Regions from separate parts of the Mus musculus genome. Here all the other regions are linked to region 4. The links are chromatin loops, found by intact Hi-C in ENCODE. Cell type or tissue: heart. All regions are shown on one strand. Links, peaks and the distances in the headings refer to the core of each region. The heading gives the core; the rest is flanking DNA. Region 1 has its middle 20 kb from the start of Gm15691. Region 2 holds the start of Sntg2 (syntrophin, gamma 2). Region 3 holds the start of Tmem18 (transmembrane protein 18). Region 4 overlaps Myt1l (myelin transcription factor 1-like).

What was found. A loop is a pair of places that touch in the nucleus more often than their neighbours do. Peaks named below come from ENCODE experiments on the same cell type or tissue, not always from the same donor. Only the 100,000 strongest peaks of a DNase experiment are listed, where the experiment ranks them.
Region 1: a loop joins it to region 4, with 5 times the contacts of the local background. A loop is called at or near these places in 14 of 42 quality-filtered maps.
Region 2: it touches region 4 in a loop (4-fold over the local background); 11 of 42 quality-filtered maps call a loop at or near these places.
Region 3: a loop joins it to region 4, with 4 times the contacts of the local background. A loop is called at or near these places in 10 of 42 quality-filtered maps.

The regions. Positions count from the first base shown.
Region 1 is chr12:30,035,434-30,043,278 of GRCm38, forward strand. No RefSeq gene overlaps it. Among named protein-coding and RNA genes, the nearest start is that of Gm15691, 20 kb to the right of the region's middle. In heart, for the core only: CTCF peaks have their summits at 4,250 (motif pointing right), 4,957 (motif pointing left) and 5,190; DNase peaks (open chromatin) are centred at 1,298 and 4,318.
Region 2 is chr12:30,366,343-30,374,187 of GRCm38, forward strand. It overlaps Sntg2 (syntrophin, gamma 2), which reads right to left and starts at 7,033. Exons shown (of 17, transcript NM_172951.3): 1 at 6,816-7,033. The coding sequence starts at 6,887. In heart, for the core only: a CTCF peak has its summit at 3,676 (motif pointing left); DNase peaks (open chromatin) are centred at 3,659 and 6,119; H3K4me3 peaks cover 534 bases; H3K27ac peaks cover 465 bases; H3K27me3 peaks cover 803 bases.
Region 3 is chr12:30,580,623-30,588,467 of GRCm38, forward strand. Tmem18 (transmembrane protein 18) reads left to right here and starts at 3,821. Exons shown (of 5, transcript NM_172049.2): 1 at 3,821-3,940; 2 at 4,848-4,968; 3 at 6,578-6,632. The coding sequence starts at 3,884. In heart, for the core only: no CTCF peak of the experiment used is centred there; a DNase peak (open chromatin) is centred at 3,999; H3K4me3 peaks cover 2,118 bases; H3K27ac peaks cover 1,339 bases.
Region 4 is chr12:29,903,427-29,911,271 of GRCm38, forward strand. It overlaps Myt1l (myelin transcription factor 1-like), which reads left to right. Exons shown (of 25, transcript NM_001093775.1): 22 at 7,341-7,432. Among named protein-coding and RNA genes, the nearest start is that of Gm46346, 7.9 kb to the right of the region's middle. In heart, for the core only: no CTCF peak of the experiment used is centred there; a DNase peak (open chromatin) is centred at 3,805.

The DNA of each region.
Region 1 (7,845 bases), core at 1,285-6,284, 130 kb after region 4:
CACAGAGGGATTAGTTTCAACACAGGAAGACTTGAGAGACCCACACAAATTCCATCCAACTCAAAGCAAGCTGTCATAACCAAGCAACACAGACAGGCAGCTCAAACAACACAGATGTTTTCTCACCATTGAAGGCCAAAGTTAGAGATGAAGATGCTGGCAGCTTCCTGTCTCCTGAGACTCCCTCACTGGCCTGTGAAGGGCATCTTTTCCAGTGTTTTCACGTGATGGTCCCTCTGTATTTTTCTGTGTCCTGACCTCTCTGTAAGGACCCCAGTTGCCTGGATACCAGAGTGACTTCCTTTCAACATAATCACCACTATAAACTCCTACTTCCAAGGACAGTTACACTCTTGGGTGCTGGGTCTGAGATCCCAACTTATGCATTCAGGGCACACTACAGACCTTAAAGATGTACAAGGCTGGAGTAGAGGATGCCAGCCACAGACTGAGTTTGCTTGTCTGTACCTGGAGCAAGAGAAGAGTGCTTTACCTAGAGCAGAGCTCAGGCAACTTTGCCCAGCTGCTCACCAGCCCAGCCTCTGGTCCCAGCTACCCTCCTTACCCCACTACCCACCATGACCCAGTCATGCTTCCCTGCCTTAGCCTCCCTGTTGGCCTATTGTCTCCCTGGCTTAGCATCATTTGTACCAGCTGGCCTCACATGCTGACAGCCAGCTCCAGCTGGGGTCTGCAGTCTTTCTCTGCTGTTCACAGGAAGAATTAGACAAGGATAATAGACTTTGCTTTCCTCAGTTTCCCTACCTGTATCTTTGGGTATGAACAAGGTGATCTAGATTTCCATGTGGGTATACCCAAGTGTCTCTGGCCACAAAGGAACAGTTCAGGGACTTCAGTGACTATCAGCCAGGTTGATGACAGAATGCATGTCCCAGGGACTCATGGATGCCAGGGAGAACATGGTCCCTGATTCATCCTATAACCAGCTGGAGCCTCTGTGGCTTGGGAAGAAACCAGATTGTCTCTTGGGAAATGAGATCTTGCTTGGACCTAGAGTTAGACTTGATCCTCCTGCTGTGTAGAAATGGACATTCCTGTGAGAAACTCCCTGTGCACAGTGACCTAGCCTTGACCTGAGGGCAGAGAAATGCAGTCTTTATTAGTCCAGTGTGTGTGCATTTGTGTGTGTGTGTGTGTGTGTGTGTGTGTATGTGTACATGCACATGAGTATGTGTCTCTCTGTGCTTGTATACAGTGCATGGGGGTACACGGGGGAGTCCTCTTTGGACAGAAAATGCATCTTTAGAGAATGACTCATTGATTTGGGATAACCTCAACACCCGCCTTCTCAGTACAGTGTCCACAAAGGCCACGAAGCGTGGGAAATGTGTAGCTAGGCAGCTTAGGGTGGCCTGGCAGGGCAGCCAGAGCAAAGAGCCAGGGAGGCCCCTGCTCTCTCAAAGCCTATTTCCAACAAAAGACTTTTGTTTTTCTCTCCAAGCCCCTGTGAGCCATGTGGGACTAGAGGGCCAAAGTCTCTGCTGTGGTACTTTCCAGGGAGAGGTGCCAAAGAAGGCTGAGACACTGTGGTCACAGCTGTCCCACAGATGAAGTGGGTACCCCTGAACAATGGGGTGGTAAGCATGGAGGCTGGGTATTAATGAGGCTCCCAGCTAATTTGGGAGGACCTAGCATCCTTTCAGAATATCCTGGTGGAGTTAAGTGAGGCGCTTAGTGAAATGCCTGGCCCAACTAAGGCAGGGAGGCAGAAAAGGCGCTCACACATGCCAGTGGCCTGCCTTTACTTTCCAGGGGAGTCTGTATTCTTGGCTTCCTGTAGTAACCTGGAGCTTTATTTGCCCAGTAGGCAGGATCTGGGGCCAGGGAGGGTTGGCCTTGTTCCATGTCTCTGCAGGGACAAGGCCTGGGATGGTGTCTTCCTAAAACTGATACCTCCTTGAAATGTCAAAAGAGACACTTTAAAGTTTAGGTTCAACTGAAGTGAACAGCTCTGGGCTGCGTTCTGCACCAAACCTTGAAGACGGTAATGGTTTGCCTAGAGGAGAGTGTTTCTCATCATGGGGTTTTCCTTTATGGTCATTCTCTACATGTTTTGATGTCCAGGGACCCCTCTGCCTGTCCCTGAAGCATAGCTTTCCTATGGAGCTTGGCATGGTGGAGACCCTGGGAGATGGGGAGGAGAAATGGCATGATGAGCTGTCTGTCCTGCTGCTCTGCAGATGGACTGTCCTCCTGATAGCTACTCAGCTACTTGGCCTCTCCACAAACACCTCAGTGGAAAGCCTGGTCCTGGGAGGACTGTGCTAATCCATTCCGCGGTTAGCAGAAGAAACTCGAAAAGCCATGTTCATATTGACTCAAATGTGAGGTGTGTTGTTTACTTGAAGGTTTGGAATGTGGTTCCTGGTGGTGTGCTGGTGAACCTCGATTTATGAGGAAAGCTCCCATGGCCATAACTGAATGCTAATAGCTTCTTAGACACAGCTCTGGGCTGTGCGGAGCTCACCCACCAAGGACACTCAGGCTGGCAGCCTCATGGTTTTCTCCACTAGACTTGCTGTTATTGCACAGCTGTACCAGCCTGGCACTCTTTCTGTTGACATTCAGGCTCCTACTAGTGGGAGTGGCCATGCCCAGACCACCAGAGGTCTGCTGAAGTCAAGAGCTGCTGGAAGCTCTGTAAAGCAAGGGCCAGAGTTCCAGAAGAGAAACACTTTTCCAATGTTTACCCAAATCCCCAAGATTACATGGAATGTGGGGGCTAGCCTATCCATGGGGGAGGGTCCAAGCCCCAGCTCAGGGCCAGAGAGGGACCTTATAGATCAAAAGTCTGTGATGGATATTTTTAAGTCTACTCGACATAAGCCAAAGTCATCTGAGGGGGAGGGGAGCCTCAATTAAGAAAATGCCTTTATAAGATCAGGTTGCAGGCAAGCCTGTTAGGGCATTTCCCTAATTAGTGATTGGTGAGGAGGGCACAGCCCATTGTAGGTGGTACCATCCCGAACTGGTGGTTCTGAGTTCTATACGAAATCAGACTGGAAAAACCCACAAGGAGCAAGCCAGTAAGTATCACTCACTCTTTCATGGCCTCTGCATCACTCCAGGCTCCAGATTCCTGCCCTGTTTGGGTTCCTGTTTTGATGTCCTTTGATGATAAACTTTGATGGGGAAATATAAGCTGAATAAACCCTTTCCTCCTCAAGTTACTTTGGTCATGGTGTTTCATCACAGTGACAGTAACTCTGGCTAAGCTAGAGGCTGGCTAACATGGAAATCTATCTGTAGAACGATTCTTCAGCCTGGGCTGTTGTTTGTGAAAGCAAATGTTGTGGCCCTCAGTTTCCTCAATGTCTCTGCTGCCTGGGTCTCTCCCAGGTGCTAGGATGATCAGTCCCCAGGATGCCGTATCCAGGGTGTATATCTTTGGAGGTTGGCAAGGAAAGATCAGATCAGAGACAGAGATGAAGAGAAGATAGTAGACTTCCCCAAGAGGTTATTGAAGTATTCCTTGCTGTGTGTGAAATAGGCCTAAAAAAGGCTTTCTCTGGGAAGAGACCTAGAAGCATGGGGGAGCACACTCTCTGAGCATCCATCTGCTTTCCATCATCTGCACCAGATGTTACATCTACAGACACCTGGGATGAGGGAGGCAGGGAGCATAGGAAAAGAAGACCTTTCCAAAGAGACAGAGAGACGATATTGCTTTAGTGTGTGTGTGTGTGTGTGTGTGTGTGTGTGTGTGTGTGTGTGTGTGGTTTTTCTGCACAGGCACAGGGCGGAGGAACAGCAGAGCAGAACCAGAGGCACAGGTGATCAAAGTCTGCCTTGCTCAGGATTGCCTGTGTGCTACCTGGTCTCTGAAAGAAGAGATGTGGGTAAAGCTAAAGACCTTGCAGATGTCCTAAGATGGGTGTCGGTGGGAGGGAGAGCATCTGGGATCATCCATGGTGCTGTTTCCATCATGGGAACAGGATGCATAGAAATCCTCACCTTTTCTCTTAACTTCAGCCCCTGCTGCTCCAACAGTGAGAAAGCCCTTGGCAGAAGAGCCCCAGATGCATCATCTCCATCAGGATAGAGGGGGACAGGATACAGGCCAGGGGATCCAACAACAGGCTGACTCACAGCTGGAGAAAACTTTGGCTGTATTCGTGGGTGAGGGAGCTGACACCTTCAGTCTTTTTTATCCCATACAGCAAGGGACACAGATTTCAGAGTAGGTAACCCTGCTTCCCTGACAGAGTGGAGCCTGCTCTGCCTTTGGTGTTCCACAAGGTGGCAGCATATGCTCAGAGTCCTACCTGGTAAGAGGGTGGCACTCATTTGTGCTGTAAAGGCCTGCTCTGCCAAGGCAGGAGGGACTGGAGGGCTGGCCACCGATGAAGAGGATCCTGGAGTTAACCCTGATCTTTAACAGCTGTGTTTCAGCAGCGAGGCCTGGGAAGGAAAACCAAACTGAAAACTGTGCTGTAATGTGGTGCTTCCTGTGTCTGGAGAGTGGAGGAATCATGACAGCGCTCCTCTTTGTGAATTTTTTGATGTACAGGCCAGTGCTCTCCTAAAAGAAGAAGGAAAGTCCACCAGAACTAAGTCCACCAGGGCAGAAGGCATCCTGGTCTGCTTAGCCCTGTAAACAGGAGGAAAAGAATACATGACTATTTACAAAAATCAGGACCCACCAAACTGCAGCAGCAGCCAGTTAACAGAAGAGCCTGGTTTGTTGGGTTCCTGGTCCCTCAGTATGTCTCAATGTAGCTACAAGACATTTTGTTTAAGGAAACGAAGCTCTTGATTTATAGGATTTGGAGGAGGCTAAGCTGGGGAGTGCTTCCTTGTGAAGTGGTGGGGCCGTATTAGCCCACTAACTAGAACTCATTCAGAGGGACTTGGGAGAACTTGTTTGAGAAAGAGATAGGAGAGGCTGGAGAGTGGCTGGTCTTCCAGAATTCAATTCCCAGCAACCACAAGGTGGCTCACGACCATCTATAACGGGATCTGCTGCCCTCTTCTGGCATGCAGGTATACATGCAGCTAGAACACTCATACAATAAATCTTTGGGGGGGGGGGCTGGGGTGGGGAGGGTGAAATGTGGGACAAAGGGAAGGAAATGGAGTTGGAGAAGCAGCCAAGCATATAAATTTGGCATCTGGAGGGGCCAGGTTAAACACAGCTATGTCTTTGGCTGCTATGTGCCTGATGTTCCTAACCCCACAGCTGGCTCAGAACCCCTCTAAGGAATAATACTGGGTCTTTGAGGAAATACCAGAAGACATCAAACAAAGACATGCTCAGCACACAGTAGGAGGTGGCTTTGGTCAGAGTTCAGCCCAGCACACAGTAGGAGATGGATGTGGTTCAAGTTTGGAGTTGGAAATGTGCTACAAGGACCCAGACAGTTGTCTTTCCCCTTTGCAGATAAATAAGAAACAAGCAAGCCAGGTAGTGAGTGTCAACCACAGCATTGAGGTGAAGCAGAGAATTCTAGCCCTCTCCGGAGGTTACAGATGAAAGAAAAGGAGTCTCTTAGAAACAAACTTGCTTGTTTGGTGTTGTCAAGGACCCTTGAAGAGCATAGCTGCCCCAGATCAGTTACTGCAAAGCAGAGAGGGTAGGGACTGCCCTTCCTGTGTGCCAGGGGAATCTTTTTCATGACAAATCCAACTCGTACAACAACTTGCACTCAACCCAGCATAATGGCCCCTGGAGCCTTTAGGGCCCTAAGAGTGGAGCTGGCTTTGATGAGCCAGTGTGCTAGGCTGGGAGGCTGACTGAGTCCTTGTGAGGCTGCAAACGAATCTGAGCACTTGGGAGACCCTGCAATGGTGAGAGTGTGTTAGATGCTGAGCACACCCTACATAGTTGCTAACAGTTCCTTAAATGTGTATTATACTGAGTTACCCAAGGCTATCATCACGCAGCTTAATATGTATTTTGAGCTATTCCTGATACCCTGCTACATCCTCTTTCTCAGCCGCCTCCATTAATTCTCTCGGATCCCCTATACTGTTTTTCTTCTATTTTCATGTCATCTGTACATATGGGACTTTATGAATTTATAAATCCTGAAACCCACAAATGAGAGAAAAGATACACTACTTGTCTTTTTGAGACTTATGAATATGATTATTTCCAGTTGCATCCATTCAGGGAGCTAGACAGATGGCTCAGTGGTTAAGAGTCCTGGCTGCTTTCCCATAGGTCCCAGGTTCTATTCTCAGGACCTACATGAGGATGCACAACCATGGGTCACTCCAATCCTCTTCTGACCAGACATGCACATACAAGCAGGCAAAACACCCATACAAGAGAAAAATATAAAGACAGAGAAAACATTTGAGAAGAGTATTTTGGGAAGGTCTTCCTGTCTGCTGTTGGTCATGATGCATGTTAGTGCTCTACTGAGTAGCAGAAGTATGTAATGTCCATGTTAGACACCCGGGGCGCCCTTTCCTTCTGGTTGGCCAATATTGGTCTTGGGTCTGAGCTAATACACTTCGCAAAGAAGACCTGGTTTGTTGTTCATAGACCCTAAGTGGAAGCCTGCTGTATGCCAGTCGCTTGGGCATGCAGTGAACACAGCAGGTGGCTAGCTGAGAGCAAAGGTCACTTTTCAAGCTGATGCTGTACCATAAGGGACAGAGGAAGACATCTGGCTGTCCCTACAGGGTAGAGACTCTTTTGAACTGAGTGCCCTGATGCTACAATACCAGGCTTTCTGCCCAGCCACAGGTGGTAGCTTTTATAAGGGACCACCAACGCTGTGCTGGAATTTGCTCCTTTATACTAAGGCCCAGAGAGGCCAGTATGAAGGGGTGTTTGTGTTGAGAACGCTCTAACATGCTCACTTCAAGTTGACACACAGACTGAGACACTCACATCTCCCTTTTGGGGTACAAGGGTGTTGGACCTGAGGGAGGGAGGGACCTCAGCATGGTGACAACAGGGGGCTGGTGTCTCAAGGAAGCTGGAGGAGCAGCTCCTAAGAGTCTGTTTCCAAAGCCTCCATTCCTCTGTGAGGAGAACTAGACCAGCCTGGAGGGAGGCAGCAAGGCTGCTCTCGGGGGCCATGCCCTTGACTTGCTGAAATTTGACTCTTCCAGGGAGACACACTCTTTGCTGAAGCTTCCATCTGCAGTCCCCATTTTCCACAGACAAGCAGGAGGAAGAGAGAAGACAGACTCACCACAGACCCTGTGGACAGCTGGCCACACTCAGGGCCAAAGCTGGTTTTTCTGAGGACACAGGGGCTGGTTTTAACTTTAGGTTTACTCTTTTTCTTTTTCTTTTTCTTTTTCTTTTTCTTTTTCTTTTTCTTTTTCTTTTTCTCTTTTTCTCTTTTTCTCTTTCTCTTTCTCTTTCTCTTTCTCTTTCTCTTTCTCTCTCTCTCTCTCTCTCTCTCTCTCTCTTTTCTTTTTCTTTTTCTTTTTCTTTTTCTTTTTCTTTTTCTTTTTCTTTTTCTTTTTCCCAGTAAAAGTGTTCTTGTTTGTTGGATGAATCAACTGCAGAAAAGCCTTGGGAAGCTTGAGGATTGTCCTAATGATCTCTGTAGGTAGGAGGGAGGGAGCCACAGAACCACGAGGGCACAGGAAGAAGTGCGGCCTCTCAGAGAATCCCACTAGCTCCTTCTCCCTCTCCCTGCTGCCATTAGTTGTGCTTGCACTCTGAGCAGAAGGATGTGGGGTGGGGATAGGGAGGTAGGGTGGAGGTGGGATAGTGGTGGAAGAATAGAGAAGGTTTCTTTTGTGTTTTTTTTTTTTTTGTTTTTGTTTTTGTTTTTGTTTTGTTTTGTTTTTTGGTTCTCTTTTGTGTTTTTTGTTTTTGTTTTTGTTTTGTATATTTGTAAGCAGGATTTTTTTTTC
Region 2 (7,845 bases), core at 1,796-6,795, 460 kb after region 4:
CTTGGCCCTGGCGTTCCCCTGTACTGGGGCATATAAAGTTTGCAAGACCAAGGGGCCTCTATTTCCAATGATGAGATTCCACCTCACACCAGTCAGAATGGCTAGGATCAAATATTCAGGTGAGAGCAGATGCTGGCGAGGATGTGGAGAAAGAGGAACACTCCATTGCTGGTGGGATTGCAAGCTTGTACAACCACTCTGGAAATCAGTCTGACGGTTCCTCAGAAAATTGGACATAGTACTACCGAAGGATCCAGCAATACCTCTCCTGGGCATATACCCAGATATTCCAACTGGTAATAAGGACACATGTTCCACTATGTTCATAGCAGCCCTATTTATAATAGCCAGAAGCTGGAACGAACTCAGATGTTCCTCAACAGAGGAATGGATACAGAAAACGTGGTACAATTACACAATGGAGTACTACTCAGCTATTAAAAACAACGAATTTATGAAATTCTTAGGCAAATGGATGTATCTGGAGGATATCATCCTGAGTGAGGTAACCCAATCCCGAGAGAATCAGATGTTTAAAGTTGTCTTGCACTACAGGGGAACTCCAGTGTCCTAAAGCAACAACATAGATAAATAAAGCTGTATAATCAGACAGGGCCAGAGCCAAGCCTGTATCTGCACTCTGTCTTTAGTTTACAGTACATGGATGGACCACAGGTAGCTCAGTCAAGTCCTGTAAGTTAACCATGTATGCATTTGGTCACATTCACAACCAGACAGTGTTTTCTGAATAGTATATTCTTCAGCATCACAAATTCTCACTTTCCAGAGACTGATGCATCTACCCACTATGCACACTCTCAATCCCTCTCCCAGGGCATAGGAAGTACAATTCTATACTACAGTATACAGGAAATACTGTATTCCTATAGTAAACAGGAGATACTATAGCTAGTGTTTCTGATTACACCAGGAAAGGATACTATCTATCTTGTTGCAAACACAATAGCTTTAAAAAAAAAAGCTGGAGTTGAAGTTCTATTATGAAACAAATAATGTTGCAAGCAGGCAGAATGTCCTTTTGAGATGTTTAGCACCAGCCAAAAGATAATTCTTGGTGGAAATGGGCACAGTAGTATCAAACACAGGGTATGCTTTCAACTGTTAATAAGGTGGCCTTTCTCCCAATATCTAGAAATAAATAAGAGAATGTCACTAAATCCGACAATGTCAACACCAGCATGTGGTTATAAACAGGTTGTTTCTGGCCCCCGCGGAGTCGGAGCATCCCAGGTTTAAGGTAGGAGAAGTAATTTCACAACACTAGGGACATAATGAACACTCTAGGTAATTACAGTGCAAAAAGTCAAACTGATAGAGCCACTTGGAGAAGTATAATTACCTGAAGAAATCACTAAGACAATCTTTAGCCCTGGGAACAGAATAAATTACATTTAACCATTAGTGGTTATACTGATGTGTAAAATTAAAATTTAGCTACTGTAAAAAATAAAATGGCATAATTTCAGTGAAACATCAATAAGCTAATAACAAGTATAAAATAAGTGATCAGCTCAAGAACAAGAATTGGGGCTTTCTCCTCTCCTTCATAGTAGTAACTGCTATGAATAAACACTGCAGAATCAACTACCGGGGAATATAAGTAACACCTCAGACTTGCCTCCTCCTCCTAAGAAAAAGGGCATAATTGCCACTCCTTTAGAGATACTATTGTTATCAGAGCTGGGGTTGTCGCTTCCTAAAGGCCAGGCACAGGCACACTGCTCCTGAAGATGTCACAGGGAAGCCTCCGAGCAGAGCATACAGATAGCAGTGGATGCTGGTGGGAGGTCCTGGCTGCACCAGCAACTAGAATGAGCCAGGGATAGGGGAGCTAGGGCAATGCCAGGCTAGCACAGCTGTCCAGGAAACTGGAAAATCAAGGCCAAAAGTTCAGAGGGCACAGTCTAAATAGTCAGTAAGGTCTGTGGTCGACTCTACGATGCTCAGACATGTGGACATCAGAGAGGAAATGCAATTCAGGGTTTAGTAGACGCCAAGCCTTGAAGACATATTCTGTGAACCCTTAAACAGAGCCAGTCCAACTAGAATGGCTATAGACAGTTTGTGGGGGCCAGAATGAAATAGTGGCATAGTTTGGGAAGCCCCGGGACCAGTAACAAACAAGAGGTTATGCAAAATAACTTCCAGTGGCTACACTATGTACCCAAGTGTGAAAACCCAATTGAGGCAGTCATCATATTGGGTCAGGAAGAGGAGAGGAGCAGTGACCAACACACCCTAAAGCTGAGCATCTGCCTGCAGACAAAGGCACAGAGGTCTGGGACTGAGGCGATGGGGGCAGCCCTGTCCTCAGTGAGGCACATGACAAGCTCAGCAAGTGGAGTGCAGCACGACACCGCTTACCACAGGAAAAATCAGTCAGTCAATCGGAGACACAAGTTGGGGGGTGGCCCACTTCCTCTCTTTTACCTCATCTTGGAAAGGGCAAGGGGAGGGGGATTACTCTGTTCCAGTCCTAAAAGCTGAGTCACCTAGCAGTGTGGGCATGCCCTAGATGCAAAGTACTTGTTTCTCATGGAAAATAAATTAGATAACTTTTTAGGATCACTGACAATCATACCACCCTTCACAAATATGGACTGTTTATTAAGAAACTGGGTGGAATCCTATGGTTGTATTTTACCTATAACACAGTACTGCCACTTAGACCTCTAACTGTTTGAATCAGTTCTAGGAATGAGATTCAACAGTGTTGTGTGATTTTCCACCTAGTTACTTCAATTAAAATAAAAATAGATACGTTTATTCTTCACCAGTCTGGGCTTAAATGAATTTACTACTGTCTGGAGTGAGGCGTACTTTTCTTCCTGGAGCTGGGGTCCAAGGAACAGTGATGAGAGAAATAAATCCAAAAAATGAAAGTCAATGACCACAGTGACACACACACAGTGGTTTTAATATCTCATGTGATTGTATTTATCGTAATACAAGTCAGAGCTGTAACCAAGTGGAATCCGTCCAAATGTCAAATGGATTCTGGTGCCTATCCAAGCTGGGTAAGTCAAAATGCTGACAGTTTAGAGTAGCATCGTTCTTTCACAATACAAAAACATTACTGTAAATATTAAGGCAGATAAGGTGTTAGGCAGGTAGGGAAAATGGCGATAAAACGGGGTAAGCAGAATGAAAATTTAGCAATTTTGGAGTAAGTCATCTCTGAAATTAGCATACCTTATGTGTTAAAAATATAACCTGACATTTTTATAACTTTGCAATTACAGCCTTAAATAAGCTAAAAAGGCATAGTCGTTTTCCTTAAATCTTAATTATTTGCCTAATAAAAATGTAACGGATGAATAATAATACCACATCTGAAAAGAAATGTTTAACAAGGAAATTCAAACTGAAAAAGAATCACACAGCCCTCACAGCACATTTTAATAGCATGTGTTGAAGCGTGCAGGATGGTATAGAGTTTTAGTTGTCTCTGGGCAGGGTAGGATTTCGAAGATGCCCTGTGTGTCCTTGGGGGTAGAGAAGAACAGCCAGTGCTCCCAGAGGAAGCCAGGAATGGCCTTGAGTGGGGATCAAGTCCGCAAGGGGAGCTTAGTGCAGAAATAGAAGGGATAAGCCGGCTTCCACAGGCTGAATGGGACTCCAGGAAGGCCGAGGATTCAGCGCCACCTCCTGTTGGCAGAAAGCAATGCAACTTTTCCAAACCTATGTGAGCTCAGGGCAGCAGCGGTTATTGGACCACAAGGGAAACACTCACCAGTACAAAACCCAAGTGCCTTTTCCATGAAATTGTTAATGTCTTTTCCTTAGAAGGCCTTTAGAAACCTTCTTTTTTTTTCATCTTATACAACGAAATCGCTCAGTCTAACTGAATAGCCAGTTTCTGAGAACCATACTACCTAGATGTGTACATAATGTATGCATATATCGTAGCATCATAACGTACTACACTGAAATATGTCATATGTACATTGTCATTTCTAAATGACAGTTGATTGCTAAGGGTGACTGGTGTCAGAATGCAAGTGACCAATAAGAATTGCTCTGGAGAGTTTACAGGTGAGAAGGGGGTAAGTGGGCTTCCCCAGCGAGGGTTGCTAATTTTCTCCAATGCTAACCAGTGAGTTTCTCTTTATACTGTAAGTACAGTGCAAGCCCTGGGTACTAGCACAGCACAGCACAAGGGAGAAGGAAGGAAGGAAATCATTTAATAACAAGGGGTCTGGATTCAACAGTGCCCCCCTCATCCTGTGCCTCAATGCCACCTTCTCTGGCTTCTCAAAAGTGTGTTGTACGAGCCATCCTGGAATATATGTCTAGATTACAACCAAAAACTATACAGATAAGTAGATATGAGAAGTTGTTACATATATTTCAGAAAAAAGGGACAAATTTAATTTCTGATATTTTTAACAAGTAAATTCAGGTTTCTAAATTAGATCCTGTTTACATGTTCACCATGAGGCATGTTGTCTCCTGGTAAAAATCAAGTAACTCCTTGTTTTAAAATACATGGGATTGGCCTATGATGTCACAGGCACCAAAAGAAATTCTATTGGTGAGATCAAAAGTGTCTGAAAGAAATAAGGACGCACGTAACAGGAGCAGGAAACAAGGGGGAGTATTGGGATCCTACAGTGTCTGCTTAACTTATCTCTGCAGTAACAGCGGCTCTGGAAAAAAAAAATGGCTAAGAGATTCCCTTACGAAGCGTGCCTTCAAAACGACTAGAAATCTCTGCACCTTCCCATGGGCAGGGTAGATCATCCTATGAATTTACAGCTTACCAGTTCACACTGCTGTGCATTGAAGGGTGACCACTTAAAAATAAAAAAAAAATTACACAGTAAACACAAGTCCTGCTAAGAACTGCAGACTCTCAGTCTATGGAATGGTTGGTTCTCAGAACAGAACTTTAGGAAATGGCCTAACTCAGAAAATGTGTGTGAGACACCAAATCTGGCCCAATTGCTAGTATTCAAACAAGCAGCCATTATAGTGAATAATTATACTTTTGACGCCAGAGAGAAAAAAAGTCAGACTACATTAGATCCAGTATAATTATTTTTCTAAGTAAATGCTCTAAATTCTGTGAACTGAAACGATGGCATAGCTAGGCATTGCAAAGCTCAGTAATGTTATGCACAGTAATTGTTAAGAAACTGCAGAATTCTTCAAAGGTGTCTATGCTCCTGGGATTTGTTAGACACCATTCATCAGAGGTTCAAGTACTGCAGCATGAACTGCAGGTAACACAATCCTCGGATTCTGAGAATGTGCAAGTGTCAATCTTGGCAGATTTACTTTAAATACAACCCCGAACCTCAACACAATGGAGTTTAGCACTACATTACTGCAAACAGTTCCCTTCAAGTCCAGTTCTGATGGGCCATCTCACATCATCAAGGTTCCCGTGACACATAAGATGCTGAACGGGTCTTGGGACTGTCTTGCGACTTAGTGATTGACGTGGAGCTCAACAAGCTTATTTGAAGACTTCTGTGTCATGCATGCACTTAAAACTGAAGTCTGCCAAAACTCACGGAGAGGTTCAAAGTAAAACAAATCACTTCAAGTCTTCCTCTAATGGTAACCGTTACTAACAAGACTTGTTGCAAGAACATTCCCAAAATGCACTGTGGGAGGACATTCTATTCAAGTCCTGAGAGATATACACCAGAGAGCCAGTGGCACTTGCTTTCTTCTATTTCCAGGTAATCTAAGTGGATTTCCTAAGGTATGAGTCCCATCTGCTGTACTTGGGTAACTACTCACATTACAAAGTATTAAAAAATAATTAAAACAAACAAAAAACCCAAATCCCACCACATTCCACCCAAAATGTGGACGATGTTGAGGGACTCTGTAGGATGGTTCAGTTTGCAAAGCAGATACACTGGTCTTGACACATTAAACATACCACTGTGCACTAGCTATTTCTGAAGCCTTGTGACTGGACAGTTAGCAGCCACTCCAGCCTACAGTCTTAGAAACCTTTGTTACCCTAAAAGGACCTTATTCTCCTGTAGTGCTGAAGGCTTGGGCTCTTGAGCAAAGTTAAAAAGGAGGCGTGACTGCACCCCAGGACACACGCACACAGCTTCCTAAGGCCATGATAAACAGCTGCTGGCTTGCACCCTCTCCAGAACACTTGGCTGAGCTGTGTGGGTGGCAACTTGAAGGTTTCCAAGAACTTTCCGTTTTTGTTTAAATCAACATTTCAGGGTTTTGTCAATCAATAGTTTCGTTTCTTTTAAAAATAGGGGGGTGGGTGGGTAGGACCTAGAATAGACTTTTAAAAACATGTTGCAAAGTTGGCCCATCAGCATTCTCTTGGTTTCTGGGCGATACTGAGCTGGTGGCCCAAGCGATAGACAGAGGCAGTTGGCACCACACCTCATCAAGGGGACAACAAGAAGCCCTGCATAGTGCCTGAGTGGCTGCCAGAGCCCTGCCTACGACCAGAGAGACCACTCCTTGGAAGAAATACTGGACAGAGCCCAAACCCCATGGTCTGGAAGCCTTAGTTACCACGCTGTAAAGGAAAGCACCTGTGCCCCATGACCCAGATGTTAAAGATAAGAAAATAAAAACCTGCACGCTGTAACTGTGAGGCAAGGAAGACAAGATTGCGGTGCCCAGGGGCTAGTGTTATCCACTATGCCCAGGGCCCAGAGCCAACCCCCGCCCACAAGAGCCACCCGGAAAGGGGGATACAAGGACTCAAGAAAGGAGGAGGCGCTGGGAGAGGAGGGTAGGCAGGGAGACTGAAGGGACTCAGAGGTTGAGGAAGAGGGCCTCCAGGGGACCCCACTCACCCGCGCGGGCACCAGTAGGTGACTAGGACGCCCGCGGGGGGCGGCCAGGGACTGCGATCCCTCGGCGCTCATCGCCGCCCACGCGGCTAGGCGTGCGCTTCGGGCTCCGGAGCTCCTAAGTCCAGCGCCAGCACGGCGCCCGCGCCCCTCTGTGGACGGGCTGGGGCGGACAGAGCCAGCAGCCACTGCGCTAGCAAGCAGGGCAGGCACGGAACCCCGCCCACCTCCCAGCAGCCCGGCCCCTACTACTCTGCTCACCGCCCACCAAGCCCCGCCCATTACCATCAAGCCACGCCTCATGCCCGGTAACCCCGCCCATCAGCTCTGCCCTTCCACCTCCTGTCAGTGAGGGGTGAACTGGTTTGTGAGCTGGTTGCCACCTCCTTGCTGAGACCATCACTTCCCCCACCTCGGTCAGCAAAGTAGAAAGCTGAAACAAGCTCAGATGCGCGCATCCCTTAGGGTTGGAAGGCTAACCGGGCACCTGGGTCATGGGGGACCAGGAAGCTATTACCAGTGGATTCTGGTGATACCTTCACTGTAGCCACTTCTGCTGGCAAAGCTTCTTAGATTCTGAGTGTAGTGGTACTTTGTCCTGACAACAGCCTTGGGTCCTTTTGGTGTCTCCGGACTTCCACACAGTAGCCTAGACTGGCTACCCTAAGGACCCACTTTCTGGGAAAAATGAGAGCATATGAACATACTAAGTCCTTCAGCCTCAGTGGTCTCCATTCCTGTATGTCTGTCTTTTCCTCTCTTGGCATCTGCTTAGGCTCCAGTTCCCATCTGAGGGCAGCTTGGGATCTGTACCCCTAATTTCACTCTGCCTCCCACAAAGGGCTCCAGCTTAGTCACCAGTCCCAGTTAAGAACGTCTCTTATTTGACCAAATTTGTAACAAAAGAAATGTCATAAAAGTGATATTGGGTTTTATAGATTCATATCATACTAGTATAAATGTAAATAAAAATTAGTCTGGGCTAAAAGTCTATGCCTGTCTGCACCCTCACCCAAGGGTTGCCAATACTTAA
Region 3 (7,845 bases), core at 1,678-6,677, 680 kb after region 4:
CTTGTTTCTATTCGCTATATGGCTGAAATGATTAAACCTTTATCTCTATTTTTTATCATTACTTATCACGTTCCTTGGCACATCAAGACAGTGGCTGAGTCTAGTCTCTCAGTACTCCCTGATGAGCTAGGTTTGCCCTAAAACTCCTCTAACAATTTAAACAGAAGACAATGGGAAAAAAATTGAAACTGTGAGACAAACACACATTTTCCAGGAATATATTGGTTATCAACGTTTATAAGGAAAGGAAGGGCTTGAATATATTAATTAAGTGGGAAAAATCTTTAAAGTACTCAATAGTTCTCATGTAAAATGTAAAGAACAGAGGAGTAAAGCTTTGAAATCATGTTAATCCATATATAAATTCATTCCATTCAATTATTTGGAAAATGCAAGCAGACTTACTGTGTGTTGCAAACCAAAGGTGCACTGAAGACAGGGATAGGTTTTGGTCCTGGGCTTGCATAGCAAAGAAGTGAGTCATTTAATAAACAGTAAGATAAACATATGCCCAACAAGAAATAAATGAATAATATGGGTAAAAATACTAGCAACGTTAAGCCATATCGTAGGTTGAACAGTGTCACAAGGAAGATATGAGAAAGTGGTAGCCAGAACCTACCAGGACAAAATGTAGCCATACTGAAGTCCCTACAGATGGGATCATGTTTAGGTGAAACTGTGGGAGGTCAGGCTGGGCTCAAACCAAAAGAAGAAACTCAGAAGGAAGACCCTGCCCACCAAATGTGTGTTGGGTTTCTGCAGCACCCGGATTGAGAGGAGGTCGGTAGAGTGTGCCAGGGCCTTCAGGAGCTGGACTCGCTCATCAGCCCGGAACACTCGGGAGCTGGACTCGCTCATCAGCCCGGAACACTGATCTCCAGGAGCGAGGGATCCTTCTTCCCCTCTAATCTTCCACCAGAGTTGCCGGTACCTTGTTAGAGCAGCCCAGAGACGCCAGCACACAGAGGACAAGGCTGAAGAGGTGAAAGTGAGCAGCCAGGGGACTCCAAAGGCCTGGATGACTGTGAGGACACCATGGCATCAGAGCCAAAGGGCTGGGGGACAAAGGGAGGAGCGCTGAGAAAAGAAGACAGGGCCTGGCCAGAAGAGGAGGGCCTGGCCTGACAATGGAAGGGGTAAGGGGTCTCAAGGGCAAAGGACAGCTGTGAAGTGTTCACACGAAGCACTTGAGAAGTCTTGTCTGTGTTGAGAGATCTCTAGCTGTGGCATAAAGAACTGTCTGTGAGACAGAAGCCTGCGGCAGGGACACAGTACAGGTGTAGAGGAAATCGTAGACTTCAGGTACCTCGAAATGAAGGTAAGAGTCCTCATGTGCTGCCTGTGGAGGAGTTTGAGCTGGGGCAAGCCAGGGAAAGCAATGCAGATCGCTTAATAATAGGTACTCATGGCTGACTCCACAGCCTAGGAATTCAGTCCCATGTCACCATCATGGATGCTTTTAATTTCCTTGGTTGCAAATTGGCCAGAAGGGTGGACCCCATCACCATGACAGAGCAACTACAGTTACTCTTCATTTCATATCCTCACTGATGTCGGTCCAAAAATCATCAGGAATAGCTAACCCACACACCAACTCTAAACAAATGACACTAAAACCACTGAATAGGGAGGGTCCTCGGCTGGGTATCGTGGACACGCCCTGTGTTCCTTAAAGCACAACTTTAGAGCACATCCAAATGACCTTGACACCACCACCAGCTTCTCCTCCCACTCCTCCTCCCCCACCCCTCCTCCTCCTCTTCTTTTTCTTCCCCATTTCCATACCTTTGGTGAAGAGGCATACTTTGGGTGGAGCACATACCTGAGAAGCAGAGTAGCCCAAATCTGAAAAGTACAGAGGAGGTAACAAAGACAGCCTGGGCGTGCCTCTGGGAGAGAGGAGGAAGCCTTAGGTTGGGCAATGCTAAATGGATGGAGGATATTGGACTACTACATCAGAGCCCATTAAACGGTGAAGAAGACAGACTATGACTGTCACTGTTCAGACTAGTGGAGGTGGCTATGGCATCAGTGATCACACCACCAAGGGAAAGAGCAAGCCCTGATCATATGACAGAGGCCATGCACGTGTGCACAGGTTTATGTTCTGACATAAAGACTTAGAATCCTGGGTCCTCACTGTTTACACGAGCAGTTAGGAGAACTTCACACATGAACTAATTGTGTTTAACAGCCTCCTGTGGATTGACTTAAAACCATTAAACAATGCATTACCAGTTCATATTCCATGGCCTGCCCCTTCTCCAATAACATGTGTAAAAGTAAGATGGCTCAGTCTGCATGATCGTGGATACTCCAAACTGTCCAGTGTTATGTCACCCTTGAGCAATCTACCACCCCAGAATTGGGATAGCATCGCCAGCCACACAAGGTTACTAGGGCCATGTTTATCCCATAGATCCATAGAAACACCACTATCTTTGTCTATTCTAGATCAATGAGTTAGGATGTGAATGGCCAAGGGGAAGAATACTGTGCCCATCCTACATCTGCAAGTACTGACTGTATATTCATTGCTGGCCTTGGGGGCAGATACCATATGCACCAGTCTACTGGATAGGGCTGCTTCACTATGTCCTATTGATGGAATGTCTATCTCGGTTTCGTGGGACAGGAATCCTGTGGTACAGACACCATTGGCAGCCCATTTCTCTGGGTAAGGGCTGTGTGGATTATAGGATTCAGCTGCTATCTATCCAGCATGGTGAGACCTGACACTATATTCATCCTGGGACTTTTTATTTCATTTTATTTACATCCCAAACGCTACCCCCTTCAGGTCACCCCTCACAGAGACCCTTTCCCACCTTCCCTATCTCCTCTGAGAGGGTGAGCCCCCACTGGGTATTCCCCCAACCCTGGTGCATCAAGTCTCTGCCAGATTAGTCACATCCTCTCCCACTGAGGCCTGTTGGGCTATGGATACCACAGTCAGGCTACAGCTTTAGGAGAGCCTCTGCCCCAGTTGTGTGTGTGTGTGTGTGTGTGTGTGTGTGTGTGTGTGTGTGTGTGTGTGTGCACATGGAGACTGAGCTGCGCCTTTGCTGTTTATGTTTCAGGGGCCTTGGTCCATCCCATGTGTGTTCTTTGGTTGGCAGCTCAGTTTCTGAGAGTTCCCAGAGGTCCAGGTTAGTTACTCTTTTGGCCCTCATGTGGGGTTCCCAGCCCCTTAAAGACCTTCAATCCTTCCCCCAACTCTTCCATAAAAGTCTCCGACCTCAGTCCAGTGTTTGGCTGTGGGTCTCTGCATCTGTCTCAGTCAGCTGCTGGCTGGAGCCTCTCAGAGGACAGCTATGCTAGACTCCTGTCCCCAAGCATAGCAGGGTATCATTAATAGTGTCAGGGATTGGTGCTTGCCCATAGGATGGGTCTCAAGTTGGGCTGGTTATTGGTTGGCCATTCCTCCAGTCTCTGCTTCATCTTTGTGCCTGCATTTCTTTTAGGCAAGACAAATTTGAGGTGAAAAGTTTTGTGGGTGGGTTGGTGTCCTTATCCCACTGGGGTAGAAGTGGGATTCCTGCCGGCTGCCTGGCGGGCTACTGGAGCAAGGATGCCATCGGACCCTGGCAAACTCTCCCCAGCCGCCGGCTGCATCTGTGGAACCCACGAACCCTCCGCTTTCTGGGCAGTCTGGAAGAAACAGAACTAGGTGAGCACGTTGACACTTCTTACAGAAATGCACTACTGCAATAACGAAAGTTGGACGCTCTTTTAAAAAAAAAAAAAAAAAAAAAGTCAGAACTCTCGCGAGAAGAGCCAAGCGCCAGGTTCGTACCCGTAGATCTCGCGAGAAGTCTAAGCGCCTTTCCCGGCTGTCGGAAGCTGCGGACTCGTCCCGGCTGTTGGGATCCCTGGCGCGATGTCGTCCGCATACTCAGTCCGATCCTTCCCAGTCAGCATCCCTGCGGTGATCATGGTAACTCGCAGGCTCTAAGTGGCGCCGGCGTTTGGTGGGGTTTGCTAGTTCTTGCGAGAACTGCGCAGGGGCGGGCGGGCTGCCTGAAGCCGCTCCCTGCTCCGCTGGATGGGGCAGCTCCCGGGTGCGCACCGGCCGTCCTCTGAGTCCCCAACACCAGTGTTCACCCCGGTGGCGTCTTAGCGCCATACATTGACTTCCCTGCCAGTGTCTGGAGAGACTCTCAAGTGCGCTGTCTTTCCGATGTGGCACAGAAGAGATGAGCGTTACCCAGTAACTGGACTTCAAGCTGTCCCCAAGAGCTTTAGGGCTCCAGATAGAGGAGCTGGTCTTGCCTTGCGGAGCCGTGCCCTTGGAAAATGGCATGGGAAGCTCTAAGAAGTCGGGACTAGGAACTTAATATTAGTTGGAGACAGAATCAGAAAGATTGGAGCCTTGGGGACTGTACTTAAGACCCCAAAGCACACTAGCCGGCTGCATGGTGCAGAAGTGTCAGGGACAGTCAGCTCTGCAGGTTAGGATGGCTCTCATTTCCAGACCTCCATGCACAGAGGAGCTTGGTGTACGCAGCTTCACACATTCCAAGTTAACATGACTTTACTTAGCTCGTTAGTTTAGTTGATAATAACCCTCTAGATTTCACCCAGTCCAAAGAGGCAAGTGGACAGTAGTTTCCATCCTGTGTGCTCAGACTTTAAAATCTTTATATAAAAATCTGTGACTGTGTTTGCAATTGAGGCATCGCTGTTTCCTCTCGCTTGCTCCTGCTTGTCTGAGAGTTCTGGTTGTATACAAACACCAATGGAAGACCCCCAAACTCAATGGAAGGGACCAGTAGCTCCCACTCCCCACAGGAAAGCAGTTTCGTTTCGCTGCCCTCCAGGTTTCTAACGCTATCTCCTCACAGGAGACAGACTGGACAGAGCCGTGGCTCCTAGGACTCCTTGCCTTCCACCTGCTGTGCCTCCTTCTCACTTGCTTCTCCTCACAGAGGTATAAGCTACAGATCGGGCACTTCCTGTGTCTGGGTGAGTAGGAGAACCTTGAATCCCTCTGCTCACTCTCATTGCTGCGATACTGCCCCTGGGTTTGTTTGCGTTGTGTTTTCACAGCGTTTCCCAAGCCTTCATTTCTATATGGAGATCATGAAGTAATCTTTGGACATGTTCTAGGTTGGTCACTAAGGATGCCAAACATCTGTACACTAAGATGTTGATTCTCTTATGCTGACTCTTACACAGATAATTCCTGCTTTGAGTTCAGTGCAATTTATCTCTCATGTAGATGTTTTCTTGCTGGGGTTAGTCCCATACTGCCTGCTCTGGAAATCAGACTATGCATATAATATTACTTTTGGTTATTTTTAAAGATAATGGCTTTAGGAATTCTATGTAGGGATTAATTAGGTACGTGAAATGGAGAAAGATAGAGTCTTTATTGCACAGAAACAGGCACACAGTAAAAGTTCTGGTACTTGGCCAAATGGGGACATTCACTATTTTGGGCCCCTCAGTTGGGTCAGAAGGATACAAAGTAAAATGTCAGGAAGAAAAGATGAGTAACAGCTGACTGGCCTAGGTGTGAGGTCTGGCCCCAGTGAAAATAAGTGTTCAGAGCCCCCAAAATACAGGGTGGGACATGGGAAGGAAGCTGGCTCATAGGTCAGATACCACAATCCCCAGGAGCAAAGTGTCCCAAACTGAGTGGTTACAGGGTAAATACTTGATTTTTGTGGACACTGGAAGGGTGGGGAGAGTTTTCTTGATGAGTGGAAAAGCTGATTTTAGACAGTTAACCAGGGAACCGAGAGGCAGGAAATGTGAGCTTACAACAGAAAGGTGTCCATTCTTCATTTGGAATATTTTACCTGAGAAATTTTGGGGTTACACTGGTAAGCAAAATAGACTCCTAAACTTAGCATGGCTTCCTTGGGGACACTTGGGATTCAGTAGTTAACCATAGAAGCTTTCTAATTGTCCTGGTGCCAGTTGTAATGATTCTTTTGATAAGAACTGAGGTCTGTACATGGGACTATATGGAGGAGCCTGAGTTCTGCAGGCAGAGTGGAGAGGCATAGGGGTGAGCAGGTGAGAGGGCCAGGTTGAGAACTTGGTGCAGAGCTAGTGTGCACGGCAGTCTCGGGGGAAGGACCTTGAAAGATGGATCAACTTCTTAAGATTAAGGACAATGCATGCACTTGCAGTTTGGAGAGGGATAACCCTAGGAGTTCTTGGGGAACCCCAGACACTGCTGTGTGCTCTGTATGCTTTATGGCTCATTACAATCTCAGAGAATAAAAAACCACTGCAGTTGCTTACTTCCTCTTCACAAATGCTGAGGTGATAAGACCGAGATTTGCACCTGGATCCTGGTGGTGGTCCTGCCAGGATAGAACGGCTTCATGGGAGTTTGGGTAAGACCCTTGGCATGTCACAGATGTGTTGATCTTTTTCTGATTCCTATTAAGTGGGCATATTTTATAACTTGACAATTTTAGAGTCCTTACCATATCATAGTTAAAATAGGAATTACATTTGGTTTTGGTATTCTGTTGAACACGTAAAGATCTATTATCTCGTTCTCTAGTGATTGTAATTGGTCACAAAATTCTAACATAAGTTTTCTATGTTTTCTTAGTAGTGTTAGTCTATAGTGCCGAGTACATCAACGAAGTGGCTGCAGTGAACTGGAGGTAAAGTTGGCTTCTCATGCTCTCGCCTCTGCCTCAGTCTTCCTCCACAGTGGCACTTTCACATGGCACTTTCTAAAGAAAAGATGAAGCTCACAGGGAAATTGAGGACGCCAGGAATCGTGGCCACATAAATATTGAACAGCCTATACATATGGGGTTAGGCCTTAAGAAATAAATTAGTTAAATATTTTCTTGTTTTTGACCAAAAACTAATAATTGTATTTATTAGAATAGTTAAAAGCTCCTCATTGGTGGTTGACTGTCCCTCGTGAGCTCTTAAAGGTGCTGACCAATAATTACAGCCTGCGAGAAAACACTGGGAATATTAATAAGGGGGAATTTGAGAGAATATTGAGCATGTGCTATTATTTGAGAGGAAGTTGGCCTTCCTCCTGCCCTCTCCCCTTTTCACTTGAAAACAACTGTCCTATACCTACACAGTGCCAGAGCCTCCACAGTTACTCCCTGCTTCCCCAGCCGCAACCCTCGCGCCTGACTTGTCCTAACTGATTCTCCTGTCTCAGAGCAGATGACTCCCAATGTTCCAGTGTGTCCTTAGTCACTCAGGAGCAAGCACAGAACTGTATTGGTGCCCATAGCCTCTTCTGTAGCCCCTCCTGTGGGCCCCTTGCCACAGCAGATGTGTGTTGTCCCTTCTTCTGGTCAGTGTCCTCCTGACCTCTCACCACACACATGCACATGCTCTCAGCTTTGTTTCAATAAGTCAGACTATCTGGGATCTTTCTTCTCTCCAGAAGATAGGCTTCCTTCAAGGCTGGACCTGTCTCTACATTTCCTTGCTGTAATCTATAGCTCACGTAGCAGGTTCCCAATCACTGTTACCGGGTCAATGAAAACAACTCTCTACCGTATTTCCGCATTACCAAGACAGAAATGTCTACCCCTAGACAAGTCCTGCCTTCTACTGCCCGGCTTTCTACCTTTGGGCAAGTTGGACTCATGTGGCCTTCGAGTCTCCTACACAGAGTGGCAGTTACTTCACTGAGATGGACGGGAGCAGGAAGCGCCAGGCACAGCACTTTCTTAAGTAGCTGTAGCAAGAATGCAGCTCTGACTCTAATTTATGACAAACATCAAAGCTGCTTCTGTGTTGTTTTGAGAACCCTTCAGTGAACCCAGACTATTAACCACTGTTCTCCTGTTACCTTCCAGGACCGAACGTCAATCATTGTGTTGTGTTTTGCTTTTCCTA
Region 4 (7,845 bases), core at 1,373-6,372:
AGTGGAAATACCAGAAACTTTGAAATCAGCCCTTTCTAGTCCTAAGGGCTCTGTCACCCCGACCCCCAAGCTTTGTCCACATAAGTCCTTCTCTTCTTGAATTGTTGTCTGATATGGGAAAAGTTGTATTAAGGGTCACACTAACTTGATCTCATCCTTAGAGACCCTATTGTTGAAAACAGTTCTCACCCCTTGGAATCTCAGGTCCCTCTATTTGGAGATCTAGCAATCTAAATACTAAGCCTACCTGAGCCTGAACAGGGAAAAAGAGAAGCAAAGGGGGCTGCTCTTGCTGCCTGTGAGAGTCATGGTTAGGGGCAGCCTGGGAGGACCCAGATGAAGACCTGGCCAGAGACAAGCTCTTGTTCTTTAAGTACAAACACTTGGAGCTGTTCTCAGGGCCTTTGAGTCTTGTTGCTGTGTCCTCTGACACTTTGAACGTCCCTCTATGGTCAGCAACCAGCCTGCCTTGTATAAAGAGACTCTGAGATCACTGAACCCCCTGAACCCATGCAGGGCCACACTTAGGCCAAGGTGTTCAGGTAGTACCCGACTAAGTTGATGAGTCACTCCCCCTTAAAAGGGACCAGCTCTGTCAGTCAAGATTGGAGATACACAAGCACTTGGACAGTGTAGGAAGTTACAGGTACACATTGCCCAGCAGAAAGTTTTATGTATCACCTCTATTGAGAATCCTGGTGACACTCCAAAGACTGATACACACTTGTTCTCACTGGATCTCATGATAACCCTAACATGGCTGATTCTCATAGTGAACCTGCAAAACACAGTGAAGAAAGAGAACACGTCCCACCCACAGACACTGGCACATGTAAAGATGAGACAAGTTCAGGCTCAGCCTCCTGTTGAGCAGCTGAGCTGGGGATGTGGAAATAAGAAATGGAAGAAGAAGGAAAACAAGAACACATGCTGACATTCTCCCACACCCACATGCCTCGGAGGGTGTTGAGGTAAAGGCCAGCTGAAACTCTACCAGGGCAGGTGGGCTCTTGAAGGCTGGGCCACGTGCTTCCTGCACCCTTGCAAAACGAGAGCAGAGAACTTTGGGAACAAGTGCTCTGTAGGCTGCAGACAGGCAATTTCTACAGAAAGCAGGTCCAAGAGTTACAGTGGAGAGGCCCTACCTCCTTCTTGGCCTCAGATTCCAGCTGACCACTCCTATGAATCTGCAGTCTGCCAAGTCCAGTTCTCAGGAAAAGGAGCCTGGCTCCCCACTAGAGCCAGCAGCCAGGCAAAAAATGCTGATGGTCACTGGCACCTATTAGAGGTAACCAGAGCCAAGCACCACAGCCAGTTAAGGAGAGTGCTCCAGTTCTTGACAGAAGCTGAAGCAAACCAACCCAGAAAGGAGAGGGGAATAGAAAACAAATAAACCAACCACACAACACCCAGAAATACCATGGAAGCAAGAGAAATCTTGTTAAGCTTATCATTTGTCATCAGGCAGGAAAGATGGAAAGGGTATTAAAGTCTATTATATTTATAACCCAAGGGGACAGAGAGTAGATTTATCTTTAAGACCTAAGTACAAAGGAAGGATTACGTGTAAAGTTAAGATGCCAAATTGAAGGCATAAATTGTAAAGAGATAACAAAATGGCATAACTATATTTCAGAAGAATGAATGGTTCCAGAGCGTTAGTAAAAACCACTAAAGAGTTCCTGGGGAAGGGACTATAAAAAAACCAGAAATCTGAGAAAATGAAAGAAAGAATATTACCAAAGAAAGCAAGCAAAAAAAGTTCACAGGGTGGAGATCCTGAGCATGTCAAGGGAAGACCTTGTTGAGAAACCAGGAAGTGACTAAAGCTCCCTCATGCTTTCTCCGAGAAATCCTCCCCTAGGAGATACGGATGGGACCCAGGCAAGAAAGGGTTCCTGCACCTGTGATGGGAAGCTTGGTACAGTCATCCAGGCTACTGACCCTGCAGCCTCAGGCTAAGTTCTCTCCCTGGGAACCTGTCTTTTCTCAAAGTCTGCCAGCAAACTTGTCCCTCACCTCTGCTGAAATCAACAGAGGTAGATATTGGTCACTCTAGATATCCTCACAATGACACATAGTGTTAGATTAAACAATAAACCATTAGAAATTGCAACCTTTCCAAGCTGAAATCCAGGAAGAGGGGAGGGCGGAGGGGAGGGGAGGGGAGGGGAGGAGAGGAAGGCCTGGGAAATTAGAAACAGTGGAGTGTCTGTTTCTGAAGCCTCGGGAATTCTCTCCTGTACCCACTGAACGACCCCAGCCCTGTTGTCCCCCAAGCCTGCTCCCCTGTACCTGCAACCACTGCTCTCTAGGCCTCTTCCATAGCCCTTCCAGGTGCTCTCCTTGATAGTGGCAGCTTTACAAGCATCAGAGCACTGTCCTCAACTCCAGTGCCCTCAGCGGATAACTCATGTCTCCAGCCATCAGCCTCTGCCTATCACTCTAATACTGGCCATACCCAAACTCAAGACTACCCAGTTCCACCTCCTCTATACCTGCCCTTACTCAGCAATTAAATACTATAAGACCAATAGCTGCCAGAGTTTCTATCTCTGTTTGAACAAAGGTGTTAGATCCCAAGTGAGGGAGACAGTGGTCAGCCACGTCTGGAGTCCAGATCTTCTAGGAACCCTGCCAAAATCATCTCTCACTCAGGGAGCATGTGGACAGCTACAGAGGACAGAGGACTCAAGCTGGTGCTCAGCACGTGCTGGAGCACAGCATCTTGGACGGGCTGTCAGCCACTACTGCTGCTCTCTATAGGGCCTCCTTTTGTCCGGAGAGTGCTGTTTCACTCAGAACCGCTCCATGGTCTGCTACTGTCAGGTGAATAGATGGGGATGTGAAATTCGACAACCATACCAGACTTTTTTCTTAAGACTGGGCATCTCTGTAGCCCAGGCTGATCTTGAGGCCTGCTTCATGTGTGACTATGCCCAACTCCTAGCAAGGTTCTAGACACTCTGATGGTGTTTCTATGATCACTGTTGCTCAGTAACTCCACCAGTGACCTCTTAGATGAACACCAGTCTCTTTAGTGTCCCCAAGTTTTGGAAGGAGTATTTGTTTATGAGACTGAGGAGGCTGGCAGGGTTTCCATAGACTGAAAAGGCTAAGCCACTTAGGGAGCAAGAACCTGCATCTGGGTGGATGATCACACAGCAATGTTATATAACATGCAAAATGGTAAAGGCTCGTGGAAGAGAGATGTCTCACACAGACAATGGATGCTGGCCCCATCTCTGGAAGCCTCTAGAAGTCTGAATCTAGGAAAACCTGGTTTTGCTGAGCAAACCCTCGTCTTGCATGTTTCCCTGGGCTTTCTTCCAGATCTCGTGTTTGCTCCTCATGATCATGTCCTGCCCACTTTCATCATACACACCCTTGGAAGTTTAGCTCTCCATGTGCAGCTGAAGGTTCTCCAGGAAACTAATGGCCTGATAAAGACTGGGGACCTTCTTTCCCCCTTGTGCAGCCACTGAAATCCTTGCTGTGTCCTTAAATGATGTCTGGTGCCAGATGTGTGGGACCGCGGGCAAGGAGGAATGGGGAAATGGGCATTGAGTATGGGTTCCCCAGAATTTCTCAATACTGAAACTACAAATCAAAGCCCAGAAGCCACCTGTCTTTACTAGAAAGAGCTTCCACAGCAGACTGTGTGAGCTCCTTTGCTTGGAACTTACCTTCTGTGGCATGGAGGCTGCCTATGTGTTCCTTCCCTGAAGCTGATGGGTATGGATCCCTCAGTATCTCAAGGTCAGTCTGGCCCACTGCTAGGCAAAGAGGAGACTGAGCGAGTAACCAGCAGATGGCAGCATGTCTGCAAGGAATCAGTCACTACCCAGAGGTCTGAGCTAAGATCAGGGCTCAATTCCAAGTTTGACCCATAAGGAGTTGCACTCATAGGTTTGGAATGACAGGAACTGAATGAGCTATTTGAGCAGGATGCAGCATTCTTTGGGTCTATTTCCTGATACAGTTTCCCAAACTCCCACCCAGGCTTCACCTCCTTAAGTAACGCTGTTATTTACCCTTCCCGTCAGGTGGATTTATTCACTGAAGACAGAGAAGCAACATAAAATTGTTATTTCTAGGACTTCTGCTCAGTTCAATGTGAGACGGCAGTTTTTATTTGCCTTTTGTTTCCCCTTACAACTGTACAAAGGAAGAGTTTTGGAATTCTGGGCAGTGAATACCTGAGACCTAGACTGAGGCCGTGTAGCCCAGAATGCATCTGGCTTTCTCCTAAGAACTACAAAGAGTTAAGAAGGCTGGAGCTCTACTTCAGGGGTCCTTGAACCAGCTGCTGATAGACAGAGCCGCTGGGCAGCACTTAATATCTGTTGTGGTGAAGCAGTGTAGGTCAGACCCGGGAACTCACTAGAAAGGGGTTCTATAATCCTCATCGGAGAGAAAACAGGTAAAACTGGAGACATTCTCATGAGTGGAATCCAGATCAGACATTATGAAAGCACAATCTTGAGGGAGAAATGTCATCTGGTGTCATTTTTCCCCATCATTGACTACATGCAATTTTACCAAAGTCTGCAAAAGCACTCTTGAGATCCCTGGTGTGGTGTGCTCTTGGTCTAGAAAGAGCCTGAGATGCATAGGTGTGATGTCTGGGGATGTGATCCCTGAGCTGCAGGTATTCTTGGGTTGAGAGCAGCAACCTGAGCTGGGTGGAGACTGTGCTGGCTGGAGGCTTCCTGAAGCACATGCTTCTATTTAATAGATAATGAGGTGAGAAAAGTTGGGTGCTCAATACACAGTGCTGGAGCAGAAATATAAGACCTGAGAGTATCATGGGTAAATGAAGAAATGCAGAGCGGAGACACCAGTGTGCAGACCTTAAGCTGACAGTGTGGACATTTAGGAACCATGGGTCTTGAGCTGAAGAAGTGATCTGGGGTCCCAGAAGCATTGCACAGGATGTGTATGGTTTGTTGGATTCAGCCCAAGTAAAGCCCTGCAGCTCCATTAAGGGACGGACACATGGGCCCCAGGGATGGTGACTGTGAAAAACAACATGTAGCTTAGGATCCTTCCTGTGGCAACAGCCCGGGTACAATGTGAGGAAGGGCGGCAGGCCTCTGGAACCCAGTCCTCCACATTCTGAAGCTCTCTGCCCAACTTCCCCACCTCTGAAAATCTGCCGCAAGAGTGGCCAGAGGCTTTCCTGGGAAAGGAATAGTGGCCATATTTTGGGGGATGCATTCTCTGTGGGGCTGGGCCAGGCCTGAGGCTGGAGCAAAGTGCTGTTCTGGGAAGCCCAGATCTGGGAATGTATGCAGGAGGCTCAACCAGCTCCCCATGCCCACAGTCATGCCCAACTTGCCCTGGGAATGGAGGTGAGTCCAGGTATACCCTCTTCGGAAAACAGCAGTCCAGAAGCTCCCATTTCAGTTACCTGACTAGCACAGGCAACTGAGCAATGTGCAGAAGCTCCTGCAGTCATTACATGTGATACCCAGTCCTAACCTGACCTCAGCTCTCCATTCACGAGTAAACTAGTCCAGATCTATACAACACATGCCCCTTGCTGGATCCTAGCTGACAGCTAACAGAGATCCTACAGACCATACTATGGCAGAGGACTCTTGTCCCTGGGATATTATGCATATTACATTGGCACACCAAATATTACATGTATATTGTGAGCAAAGCTGTAAACAACACCCTACCCCAGCAATTCGGCTCATGTCTGAGCTCAGCATGATTATATACAGAAATGATGCTGATAATGTGAATTTGAGCAAGAAGCTACTACAGAGCCTGGCTGTAGGAGACTTCTGTTATTTCAGAGTGAGATCCTTCTAATTGTACAAAGAAAATCTGACGGTAAAGCAGTTGTGGCATCCCATGACAATGGCCTCACTATCTCATGTTTGCACAAGTACAACATGGTACACTTGCTTGTACAGATCACCTCTGTTGCATTTAGCAAAGCATACGAAGGGGCCATGGGAATAGGACTGTCTGTTCCATGTGAAGCCCCAGCAGCAGGGAAGGCTGTGTGGAGGTGGGTTTTCAGGAGCAAAACATGCCAAAAGCAGTCTCCTGCCTTCATGTCTCCTGGTAGCTGCAGGCAGCCTCCCAAGAGGGGGAACTCTGGGCAATGGACTTAGTCTGGGTTTATTTCCAGGGGGAGAGAAGTGTGCTTTGTTTTGTTTCCCAAGCGGTCTCATATAGCCACAGATGGCCTTGAACCCTTTTTGTAACTGAGACTTTTCTTGAATTCGTAATTCTTCTGCATCTACCTCCCAAGGGTATAGCATAGGCATGTGTCAATGTACCCATGCCCACATGAGAAGGTTTTACTCCGGGGAAGGGGTCAAGGCTGTGGAGGTGAAAACTTGGGTCACACCTGGGTAAATTGGGGGTGCAGAGAAAGGGGAATGCTAGCATTCAGCTTGCTTCCTCCTTTTAAACCCCTTTTTAATTAGTCTAGAGTCCTGGTGTATAGAATTGTATGACCCACATTTGGAATAGCTCTTCCCTCCTCTATAAAAACTCTTGAGGAATAACCTCAAAGACACAACCAGAAGTGTAATTTCTAGACAATTCCAAAGCTATCAGGTGATGATGCAAAAGCACATTACATTTCATCAGGGGCCATCTGAAAACCTGGCTGAGTAACAGGTCTGCTTTCAGAAATATTGGTGACGTTATTGTAGCTGACTTTATACCTGCCTCCATCCCAAACAGTGAAGGGGGTCATGCTCACTAAAGCTGGGTAGAACATTCCTACTTTACTTTGTTTCCATCAGATTGAACCTAGTTGTTGTCTAAGTTTGATGCTATTCACAAGAAGTAAGCTTTTAAGGAATATAATCGCTCCATAAAGGCTGCCAATAGCTCTGTGAGTTACACCATGAAAAGCATGTGTTCCCTTGTCTCATATTCTTGTTCTGGAGACCCCATCCCAGAGGCCACACTAAGTACACCCCCATGGCCAGCCCATGAGCATGCTTATTTTATATACATATAGACCATGTTGCCCTTGTATGTATGTGCTGGCACACAGCACCACGGATCTGCATTTCTTTTTTTTCTTTTTTTTTTTTTTTTTTTTTTTTTTGGAGACAGGGTTTCTCTGTATAGCCCTGGCTGTCCTGGAACTTACTTTGTAGACCAGGCTGGCCTCGAACTCAGAAATCCACCTGCCTCTGCCTCCCGAGTGCTGGGATTAAAGATGTGCGCCACCACGCCCGGCTCCGGATCTGCATTTCTTAACCTACTAATTGAACTGATAAACACTCTGAGATACCTCGCCTGTCACTGCAGGGCTTGGGCTCTCTTAAAGCTCATGGCTAACAGTCATCTCTTATCAACAGCTTGTCAGGATGTCCAAGAGCCACATCAGCAATGAAGAAAGCAAAGCTGTCTGGAGAACAGATGTTGACTATCAAGCAGCGAGCCAGCAACGGTAACTACACCCTGGAGTCCCCAGCACTCCTACTGGTCAGAGACCAGCAATGGTAACAACATCCTGGGTCATTCCTGCTGGTTAGAGAGGTCAGATGTCACTGTATGCCAGTTCTGTATCAGTGACTTAGCCCAGTGTTTTGAGATCACAGAAGCAGAGTTCATTAGGCCCCACCCACATCCTATGTCCCATGTCCCAGGATCTCCAGCACTGGGTCAGCATGTTCACCAACAACCAAGGCACTCTCTTTCTTCCTCTCTCTTTGGGCTCTTACTGCTAAGTCTATAATCTAGGAGCAGCTTTAGAGCACAGAGGACAAAAGACAAGAATAGCAGCCTCCTTCCTGTCTTCTCCTGTCTCAGCATGTTCAATAATGGAGTGTCTTGAATTGATCTTCAAAGTTTGTCCAGTTC